Regions from separate parts of the Mus musculus genome. Here region 1 is linked to region 2. Evidence: chromatin contacts called from ENCODE Hi-C or POLR2A ChIA-PET data. All regions are on one chromosome and are shown on one strand. The core of a region is the stretch at or near the end of the contact, and the rest is flanking DNA. Distances in the headings are between cores, read along the strand shown.

What was found. Hi-C counts contacts between places; a loop is a spot of excess contacts on that map. ChIA-PET counts read pairs that join two places held with the same protein, here RNA polymerase II (POLR2A).
Region 1: a loop to region 2 is called in a map of T-helper 1 cell, with 6 times the contacts of the local background. The contact joins the promoter of Hexim2 here to the promoter of Klhl10 in region 2. A Hi-C loop is called at or near these places in 1 of 37 maps with a recorded cell type or tissue (T-helper 1 cell). POLR2A ChIA-PET finds 5 or more read pairs at or near these places in 1 of 5 experiments (Patski).

What each region holds. Positions count from the first base shown.
Region 1 is chr11:103,129,774-103,135,702 of GRCm38, forward strand. Hexim2 (hexamethylene bis-acetamide inducible 2) reads left to right here and starts at 3,586. Exons shown (of 3, transcript NM_027658.2): 1 at 3,586-3,684; 2 at 4,262-4,368. The coding sequence starts at 4,306.
Region 2 is chr11:100,439,962-100,445,045 of GRCm38, forward strand. Klhl10 (kelch-like 10) reads left to right here and starts at 1,963. Exons shown (of 5, transcript NM_025727.3): 1 at 1,963-2,263. The coding sequence starts at 2,070. It overlaps Nt5c3b (5'-nucleotidase, cytosolic IIIB), which reads right to left and starts at 1,137. Exons shown (of 9, transcript NM_001102650.2): 1 at 1,083-1,137; 2 at 868-966; 3 at 224-293; 4 at 79-125. The coding sequence starts at 1,094.

The sequences.
Region 1 (5,929 bases), core at 2,336-4,835, 2.7 Mb after region 2:
ATAAGGATTATACTGAGCACCTCTCAACTACTTAAAAATCAAGGAATGGAAACACTTAAACACTGTCAAACCTTCATTTATAAATGAATAACAAATGTCTGCCGGAACCCCCAGGTCCCCTTTCAGCTCCTGTGCCTATCTGGCTCCTACCAAGTTAAGAGTCACACTTTCCTAACTCATTCCCAACTCCCAGTCTCCACTCCTGAGCAGGCTATTGCAAGTGCTGTTCCACCCAGCCACATCCCTTTCTTTCTTTCTTTCTGAGACAGGATCTTAACCTGCAGCCAAGGTTAGCCTCCAATTTTGTGGGTACCTTTGCCTCTGCCTCCCAAGTGCTGGGATTAGCATGAGGCTCCATACCAGGCGCCTCATCTTTTCTTGATCAGGGCAGTGAACATGACAAAAATGGAACTACAGGATGAGCACTGCACTGTGGCTTCAGTTAGTGTTGGCTGCTGATGGGAGCCCTAGGCTAAGGCAGGTGGGCTCCCATAAAATTTAAGGCCAATGAACTCTACAAAGCAAGTCCGAGGCCATCCCAGACTACAGAGCAAAGCCATGCCTCAAAAACAAAAACAAAACAAAGAAAAAAAAGGCACAGTTTGGATTAAGAACTTTAATAGGGGCTAGGGATGTAGCTCAGTTGACAGGATACTGCCTAGAGTGCACAAAGCCCTGGATTCAATCTCTAATACCACACAAATTGTGTACGATGGCACACTCCTGTAATCTCAGCATTCAGCAAGCATAGGCAGGAGTTCAAAGGTCTTGGCTACAGAGAGTTTTCAAGGCTAGCAAGAACTACAGTAGACCCTGTCTAAATTAATCTTAGTCATGACTGAATGCAATGGTATACACCTGAGAACACTTGAGGGGCTCAAGCAGATAGTTCCAGGTCATGGGTGAGAGCAAACATAACAACAATAACCCCATTAGGAGAACAGCCAGATGGCTCATTGTGTAAAGGCACTTGCTACCAAGCCTGACAACAGGACGTTTATCCCCGGACACCCAGGTGGTAAGAGAACAGACTTACAAATTCTGACCTCCACATGTATGCATATGTAAACACAAAGGAAGTAAATAAATAATATTGGGTTTGGTGGTACCTGCCTACAATCCAAGGACTTAGGAGGCGGAGGAAGGAAGTTCAATGCCAGCTTAAACTACAGAACGAGTTTAAGGTCAGTCTGGGCTATCCGAACCCTGTCTCAAAGGAAAAAAACAAGTTGATATACTAGCTCATACCTGTAAATCTAACACGTGGTTGAGGCAGAAGGATTACTCTGCCTAGGGTAGAGTAAGAAGTCTCAAAAAAAACCCAAACCAGTCAATAGTGAGCAGGTATTTCTGTTTGTTGTTTTGTTTGCACAGTAGACTTTAAAATTTTTCTTCAAACCATGAGGTATGGAGGGAAAAATTAGTTATAGCTAGGAAGCTCTCACCCCATTTAGGACTATTCAAGTTTCACTAGTAGCCCTGGCTGGCCTGAAACTCTCTATGGAGAGCTGGCTGGCCTCAAATTTAAGAGATCCACCACATCCAGCTGGAAAGACTTTGTTTTTTTTATTAATACAAGGGGCAGTCCTTCAACCCTGAAGAAACTTTCCCGGGTCCTACTGTTAAAGCAAGGGCCTAGGAGTTAAGACCATCTATAACTAGCAGTAAAATTCATTACAAGGTACTCACAGGTATCAATGGCTAGTTAACCACCTACTTCAGAGCCTTACCTGGGCACAATTTTAACTGACAGCTCAACTACAAAGCTATCATTTGAAGGTGTAGTCTGGAAATCTTTAAGAAACAAGTTCAGTAAGAGAGCCTTTTAAATGCTGGCAGTGCTATAATGTTAGGTTGTAAGTTTATTCGAGGTCTCCCCTATATCCTATATAACACATAAAGTAGATCAAAACTGCCATTTCTACTTAAGTACTTTCTGCATCTACAGAAGAGATGGCTTCAGTAACAATGAGACAGTGGCACAGAAAATACTCTTTTTAGTTTGTGGAACAAGACTTTAAATGGGACATGGTGTAGGCTTACAAAAAAAAAAAAAAAAAAAATCACATCGGAATTAACTCCCTTTGCCCTTGTAGCACAGCCTCTTCGCCCCTAAGTTACGGCTCAGATTTCAAAATGCAAGCAGATGTTTTTGAAGTACCCGAAATGGGCCACTCCGTTTCTATTACTGGACTGTAGTGACTGAAATTATTTTCTTTCCCCCAACCCTTCAAAGGGCATAACCCCATCCCTTTGGCGTGAAATTTTGAAGTGGGGCGACACACTTCAGGAGTTTCCAAAAGCGGATGCTGACGTTCGAGGTCAGGCCATTGGGAGAGTCGGGGCTCGATGGGAGAAATCTTGAGGGCAAGAGAGCTCAGAAATTTCCAAGCGCTAAGCTCGAGCTTTCCACGTGCCCAGATCTAGTTGGTCCCAGGGGGAGTTGGTGGCTGTTATAGAAGTTAGAGGGTTGTTGCTTTTCGCAGCCCTGAGAAGTGGGATGGACACGGTGTATGGGGGTGGGGAGGCGGGTGCAATCCGGCCGGGCAACCTCGGAGCCTCCAGCTCACTAGCACTGCTCAGGGCATGCGGCCAGAGTTGCAACCTCGGCCCGTCCCTGCGAGCCAGGGTCTCCAACTGGCGTCGCGCCCACCTCGTCCTTCAGATGGGGGTCCGGCTACGCCGGGCCTGGCCGCCATACCCGGGATGAATGGGGGTGACGAGAGGCCTTGGGCAGACCTCGGCCTCAGGATCACGTCCCGGTGGAAGCACAGCAGAGGGGAAGCCGTCTTACTGGCCTCTCCTCTGCTGGGATCCCGGGAAATACGCGGTAATTACCCCAAAAGGCCGCTCTCAAAGGCGAGGCGGAGAGGCTGCCGGGACGGTTTGAGGACTGGGCTCGGCCGGGGAGACGCCAACCTTCACCCTTCCCAGCCCCCGACCCAACTCCCCGCCGTCTCCCGGCGCCGCCACTTCAGGCAGCCCACTCGGCCCGGCCTCTCCCCGCGCCCGGACCACCCCCCATGGGGTGCTCTCACTGCGCAGCGAGTCCCTCCGCTGCCTCCTCCCAGCCCAAAATGGCGGCGGCGGCGGCGGCCCCCGAGCTGCTCGTCGCCTTCCTCAAGGCTAGGGAATCCCTCCGCGCGCAAGCCCCGCCCCCGCGACCGGATCTCTATTTCTCCCTGGTAAAGCCTAACGCCATCAATGAACTCTTTAATTGAGCTCTGACAGGGCGGGTCCAGTTGTGCTTCCGCACAGCTAGTTGTTGACAAAAGTCGGGAGACTGGCAGACAAGCGACCCAATCAAAGAAGAGATCGGTGAGCGCGGGACGTTCACGCAAAGGCAAATAGGTTTTTTTTTTTTTTTTTTTTTTTTTTTTTTTTTTTTTTTTTTTTTTTGGCGTTCCTGGGCATGGTTGTTGACGTAATGGGAGCTTGAAAGTATCCTGGGCAGCTTTCCTAGGGTGGAAGAACTACAACCCCCAGCAGCCATTGCGCTGCCAGGCTGTCCTCTTCGCCCCTCCACCTCCCCCCCCCCCCATCTTAGGGCTTTAGCGGCTTGGCCAGAGCTGCTGCTACTGCAGCAAGAGATAGGGCAGAGGCGTTGAGACTCTCATGGACAGGCGGTCGCACAGAAAGACACACAGAGGTAGTGGTGTACACTAAGCCCTTGACAGCAAATAGGTCAGTCCCACCTTCGTTAAATCTCCCTGCCAGGACTTTTCCCTCCTCCAAGAACTCCATTTTTACTCCCATTGAATTTTTTTTCTTCTTCTTTCTGTCAGCTGCATGTAGTTTGAAGACTTCTTCCCTTTAGCTCCCCGTTCCTTGAGACAGGAGAGAAGCCGTCCAGGCCCTGTAGACAAAAAGACTTCAACCATAGGCTCTGACCAGGTCCCAACCTAGAGAGATTGAAGGTGGTCAAGATAGGGGCTTCCAGGAGCTACAGACCCACCCTCTCCACAGCATCCCCCAAGCAGTGTCCTTTCTGGGTGACAGAGCTCAGGCCTACCCTCCTAACTGCCAGCCTGTCTTTACTTATTAGGAGAGCAGAGGCCCAGGGCCTCTGCTCTCCCACTTGGTCCCTTGCTGGCTAGCAATGTGAAGACTAGAGTATGGAAACAGCCTTCCGAGTCTTCACTTGAAAGTGAAGGCCATGCAGGTCTGGGGCCACAAAATGGCTGCTGCTGCTGTGACAAAACAATTCCTGACCAACCAGCTTCTGCCTAAGGACTTAGGTTTCTGTTGTTGTTCAAAGCAGGTGACAGTAGTTAAAGACATCATCTGCTGCAAGAGTAGGAGAAGATGGCCACTGTGAACCATACCAACTGCAACACAGCGTCACCAGCTGCTCTGGAGGAGGCCAAGGTAAGTACCCACCCTCCCAGCCACCTGAAAGCCCTAAACGTGGGGTCAGATAGCTGAAATCCTAGGGCTTTTGTTGTTTTGTCTTGTTGGTTGGTTGGTAGATTTAGAAAACCAGTATTTTATTTTATTTTCGTTTGTTTGAGACCTTGAGGGGGGAGGTGGGGGGGGGTGTCTTTCTGTGTATCCCCAGCTGGCCTCGAACTTGCAACAACGTTCTTCTTCAGCCTTCCAAGGGCTAAAATTACAGCCTGCACCACCACACCCAGCTAGAAAGCCAGTGTTTTAAATGAGTCTGTACTGTGCTCTGGGAAGTAGGCCAGAATGTGATTCAATGATGGCTCATGAATTCCTAAAAGCCCTTCAAGGTAGATGTTATTTCCAGTGGACAGAAGCTGAGGTTGGAGAGCTGCACTACCTTTTCCAGAATCAGGCAGCCTGTGAGGAACAAAATTCCACCTTACATTTAGGGTCTTCTGATAACAGTACCTTGTCTCTCAATGACAAGTGACCTCAAGGACAAATAACTTGGTTAGAGATTTTGCACTTAAAAAAAAATTTATTTTTTCCGGGCTGAGAACCAAGAATGAGTCAAGACAAGAGATTTCGGTGTACAGGTTGACAGGCAGGGCAGGAAAACCTCAGAGGAGAGGGAGAAAGCGCCTAAGTCCTCAGTAAATGGCAACTTAGTATGTGGGCTGACAGCAGGAACCCACAGAGTCCCAGCCCATGCTGGCTCTCGGTGGCCCTTATCCATCACCACACTTCCAAAATAGCAGAGAGCCAAACATCAGAGAGTTGGTTTCTGTTGTTATTGTTGTTGTTGTTGTTGTTGTTGTTGATTTCACAATGCTAGGAATTGAACCCAGGGCCTTGCCAATGCTAGAAAAGTGCTTTATCATGGAGCTACACCCCAGGCCTTTGCTGTTATTGTTGTTTGCTGGGTTTTGTTTTTGTTTTTGTTTTTTTGACAGCGTTTCTCTGTGTAACAGCCCTGGCTGCCGTGAAACTCGATTTGTAGACCAGGCTGGCCTGTAACTCAGAGACATACTTGCCTTTGCTTCCTGAGTGCTGGCATTGTGTGTGTGTGTGTGTGTGTGTGTGTGTGTGACAGTGTTTAACTCAGAGAGGCTTTTAACCCATTTAAGCCTAGTCTGGGTTTCTTATGGCGTTTGTCAAGTAAGGCTACAAGAGAGGGTGAATGTCTCGTGCAGGTTACAGAGCAGAACTTATCTTTTATAGTGATAGTGGTGGAGGGTCAGAGCTTCAAAATGGAGACAATGAATAAGCAGAGGGACAGAGCTGGCTTGGTTTTAGGCCGGAGTCACTAGGGAACTAAGACTGGGAACAGGAAAATGACCGGAAACATACAATAAGCTATCCTTAGATCCCTGTACGTTGTGTCTGTAGGTGGGCAGCAGAGCCATCTTAGTTTGTTTAAACCACCAGTAAGACAAGGCCAATTCCTTATGATCTGATTGATGATCTTCCTGCTACAGGTGAAGGGACACTGCAAATATCTCACAGCGCGCAAGTACGCACACACACACACACACACACACAC
Region 2 (5,084 bases), core at 713-3,212:
GATTTCAGTCCTGGACGCTGTGGTTCAACCCCAGAAGCATACCACAGCCATGTTTGAGCAAAGAAGGGAATGACCCACCTCTTTGCGACAATCCTCACTGATAATTTTGCTGTTATCCAGAATATCTGAAAAAAGAAAACACACACACACACAAGACTCCCTTTATTTGCTCCATAGCAGTTGTCATCTTGAGCCCTACAAGGAAAGCTAAAATGTGACTTACTGTGGGAAGAAGGGCATCGCTGTCCATTGTAAGCAAATCTGCTCAGGGTCATGTCAAAATCGGAAATCACCTAAGAGACAAAGGGCGGATGATGGTGGTTGACTAGGTTGACTGACTAGGTTGACTAGGTTGACTGACTAGGTTGACTAGGTTGACTAGGTACTGGTCTATCCTGGCCCTTGCCTCAGCCTGGGGTAGCGGAGGAAGTCTAACCAAGCTGCAGCAAAGCCTTTGCAAGGTTAGGGAGAGACAGAAGAAAGAAGGAAAAAAGTGACATCCTGTGTCAGGACACGAGTTAACCCTGAAGAAAACAAAGTCCCCCAAATGTGGGGGTGACTTTCTGTGGCATCTTTATACACTGGTTCTTTCTTAAGGTGCCTTCCGACCTTTGTGGATCTCCCTTATCTTCGACTGGGGGAGGGAGGGGGGCCTCCACCCACTTGCTTTCTAAAACCAAGCGGCAGGAAAAGGGTCACATCTGACTACTCTGAAAGTTGGCTACTGGGGGAGGTAGGCTCTTTCCCGAGGTGAACCAATCTGTTTGTCCATGACCACCCTAGGGCGCAGGCTCGCAGAGCGCGAACCCCAGTTGGCGGGAAGGCCGCAGGGCAGGCACCCTCCCGCCCTACCCCAAGCCCCGGTACCTGCAGGCGGTCTCCTCCGCCCCTGCGAAGGGCGCCCACAATTTCCTGCACCCGTCCGGGCTGCCGCATCAGGACCGTGGCCTTCATCAGGCTGCTTACCTGTCGTGAGACCCAAGAGACCCGCTGACCCGAGAGCCGCGATGGGCATCAGGACAGCTGGGTCTCTCCGCACCCGCGATCCCGCCACGCGGGACCGTCCCCGCCCGTGGCCTCACCTCCTCCGCCATCACGCCGCTGGCCTGGTGGGCGGCCCCGAAGACAGCGCCCGCCTTACAGCCACACTGCGCAGGCGTCGCCTCGCACTAGTCGCGTCGGTCTAGGAGCTGCAGGCCGTTTCCAGGCTGGCTCCGGATACTGGCAGGAGAAGCAAGAGTGGGGAGTGCGGGGGTGTGTGGGGGAAGATGGTCTACTGTGTGTGGGGGTGGGGGAACGTTGGGGGGCGAGGGGGGGGAGTACCAAGACGCTGGGGTCCTGTATGTGGGCTGGCTGTCATGAGGCTTTGGTGTGTATGGGCGCCTGTCACTCACTCTTTCTGGAACACAAATGCAATCTTTACTGGGGTTGGGGGTCACTGCTTAGTGAGAGAGTTCTTGCCTGCAGGTATGAGGCCCTGAATTTCATCCCCTGCATTGCAAAGAACAACCCACTAGGTATTCAAGTGCATTTTGGACAGGGGGTGTATCCAGGAGACACTTCCCTAACTGGCTCTTCATCAGCACCACAAGCAAAGTAAGGCAGTAAGGCATCTCAGGGGCTGGAAGACCCTGGCCAGCATGATATTTGATCAGCTCTGCTTCTGCCTCTGCACCCATGGGGAGCCCAGAGAGAGCTTTGGAAGGATGCTGCAGGGAGGTGGGGACCCAACCTGAAGATGCAACAAGCAGCAGACTCAGTAAAGGCTCAATTGTGTTGGTGGTCACAGTTCTGCCCTAGGTCTGAGGTCGAGGAAAGAGATGTGGGGTGGTCTACCTGTATGTTCTGGGGGGAGGGGGAGGAAAAGAAGGGGCAAGAAGGGGGTTCCAGAACCTGAGAGCACAATCCTGAGTGATCTCACTGCCCAGGATTCTGGAACTTGGGCTGCCTGATGGTCCCTATATGAAAGATGTAGTAGGGAAAAGGAGCGACAGCTGGCTAAAGGGGCCCCCCATAACCCTCCCCAACACCCCAGGAGAGCAGCCTCTCTCCCCTGGTCCCAAGGAGCCATGGAGATGGAGAGCACCGCTGCCTCCACCCGGTTCCACCAGCCTCACATGGAAAGAAAGATGAGTGCAATGACCTGTGAGATCTTCAACGAGCTCCGGCTTGAGGGCAAGCTCTGCGACGTGGTCATCAAAGTCAATGGCTTCGAGTTCAATGCCCACAAGAACATCCTCTGTAGCTGCAGCTCCTACTTTAGGTACACCGGAGGGGGGGGGGGAAGCTGAGCCGTGTCTCCCATCACTGAGGCTCTGTGTTTGTTTATAACTGGTTTGAGCTGTTCTCAAGTCTAAGCTTTGTAGGTTGACAGCATGCCATTGCAGCGTTAAAAAAAAAAGTTGGACAGACCTGATCCTACACTCTAGATAAGGCTCCGAAAGGACCAGTTTATAATCCAGGCATAGTGGCTCAGGCCTGTAATCCCAGCAACTGGAGAGGCTGAGGCAGGAGAATCAGTAGTTCAAGGGCAGCCTGGGCTATAGAGAATCTATTTCTAAAACAAACAAACAAACAAAAAAACCAAAACAACAACAACAGGAAGATAGTAAATATCTTTTTTTTAAAGTTTGTATTTATTCATTTATTTTATAGATGGATATCTTGCCTGCATGTATGTCTGTCTGGGCCACATACATGATGCGCCTGAAGAGGCCATAAGGGGACATTGGGTCCCCTGGGACAGGCATTGCAGACTGTTGTCAGCTACCATGTAGGTGTTTGGCATGGAACCTCGTGTTCTGTTGAAAAGAGACCCATCTCTACAGCTCCAAGATGTTAAATAGCTTAAGCTCAGCGGGCCATGTACTCTGGCAACCGTTCAACCTCTGCCTTTCTATCAGGAACTGCCAAACAAGGCCAGGATGTTTCTGTCCGTCTTTAATCCCGGTACTTGGGAGGCAGAGGCTGGCAGATCTCTGGGAGTTCTAGGCCAGCCTGGTCTACATGGGGAGTTCCAGGGCTACATAGGTGAGACCCTGCCTTAAAAAAAAAGAAAAGGGGGCTGGTGAGATGGCTCAGCAGGTAAGAGCACCCAACTGCTCTTCCAAAGGTCCTGAGTTCAAATCCCAGCAACCACATGGTGGCTCACAACCATCCGTAATGAAAGCTGACTCCCTCTTCTGGTGTGTCTGAAGACAGCTACAGTGTACTTACATATAATAAATAAATAAATTAAAAAAAAAAAAAAAGAAAAAGAAAAAAATGGGCCCAGAAGACAGGATTAATACAAATTATTTATGGACACTGAAATTTGAATAGTTTTAAAGTGTCACAAAATGTTCTTTTAATACTCTGCTCCCTCCATAATTCCAAAATGTAAAGAAAAATCTTGTTCCCTGGGGGCGGTACAAAGCAAAGGGTGGACTGGCTTTGGGCTGGATTTGGCAGAGGCTGTAGCTTGGTGAGCATGGTCCTAAAGAAAGAGTTGATACCTAAGCCCCACTGGTCCTTAAGCCTCTTAGAAAAAAAACAGAATACTCTGTTTTAGTCAGTACCCAGAAATGTACCTATTTACAGGGGCCCGCCTAACACATAGTTGGTCATTTATCGCTTGTTTTCTTACTGGGGGTATGAAGTGAACATTTCTGTTCTCATAAAGCTTAGTCTTTTTTCTTTTTGTTTTTTTTGTTTTGGTTTGTTTGTTTTGTTTTGAGACAGGGTTTCTCTGCGTAGCCCTGGCTGTCCTTGCTCTGTAGACCAGGCTGGCCTCAAACTCATAGAGCTCTGCCTGCCTCTGCCTCCCCAGTGCTGGGATTAAAGGTGCACCACCACCACCACCTGTGTTTCTCCTCCTCCTCCTCCTTTTCCTCCTCTTCCTCCTCTTCCTTTTCCTTCCTTTCCTTCTTGTTTTTTTGAGAAAGAGTTTCTCTATGTAGCCCTGGCTGTCCTAGAACTTGCTATGCAGTCCAGGGTGGCCTGGAGCTCACAGAGATCCAACAGCTTCCCTCCTCAGTTCTTGGACTAAAGGTGTATACAGGTGTGTGCCACCTCGCTGGGCTACACATAAATATGGACGGTGGCTCAGTAGTGAAGGTACTTGCTGCTAAGCATGATTATCTGAGTTCAATCCCTGGGAGCTAACTGGAGAGAACCAACTCCCACAAGTTGTCCTCTGACCTCCACATGAACACTCCTATATCGGAGCACTCACTCATATATGCTTGCGCGCGTGCGCGTGTGTGTGTGTGTGTGTGTGTGTGTGTGTGTGTGTGTGCGTGCTCATGAATGTGTGGGTGCTGGGATTACAGGCTTGTGTCACCACACCCAGCCTTTTCTTTTCCTTTTGGTGTTTTGAGTGGTATTTCTGTTATCAAAGTTGGGGGACATTTTTTAAAGCAAGGGGGGGGGGCATGAACTCTTTGTAAGGGCCACTCTGGTGCTGGGTTGTCTGTACACACGGGAGATTTGGTGGGCAACAGGATAAGGCAGATTTAGATTTAATTTTGTGTGTATGTTTTGTCTGCATGCATACTTTTGTGCCTACCGCTCATGGAGGCTGGAAGAGGGCGATTCGTGCTGGGAATCAAACCCAGGTCCTCTGCATGAGCAACAAGTACTCATTGCTGGGTCATGCTCTCTCTATCCTCTGAGGCCCAGGTTGTTTGTTTGTTTGTTTGTTTAATTTTATGTACTTGAATATCTTGTCTGTGTATATGTTTGGCCCCATGCACATGCCTGGTGCTTGCAGAAGTCAGAAGAAGGCATTGAAGTCCATAGAACTGGAGTTATGGATGGCTGTGAGCTGCCATGTGGGTGTTGGAATTTGAACTTGGGTCCAGAGCAACAGGTGCTCTTAGCTGCCAAGGCCTTGATCTTATTCTCATTCCAGAGCTCAATTTCTCCATCTAAACACTGTAAAAGAGAAGAGGGAGGTGGGCTGGGGAGATGGCTCAGTGGGTAAAGTGCTTGCTGCCCGAGCAGGAAGACCTGAGTGTTCAGATCCCCAGAAACCACACAAAAGCCAAGCATGGTGGCACATATTTATAATCCCAGTGCAGGAAGGAAAAGACAGGTTAATCCTG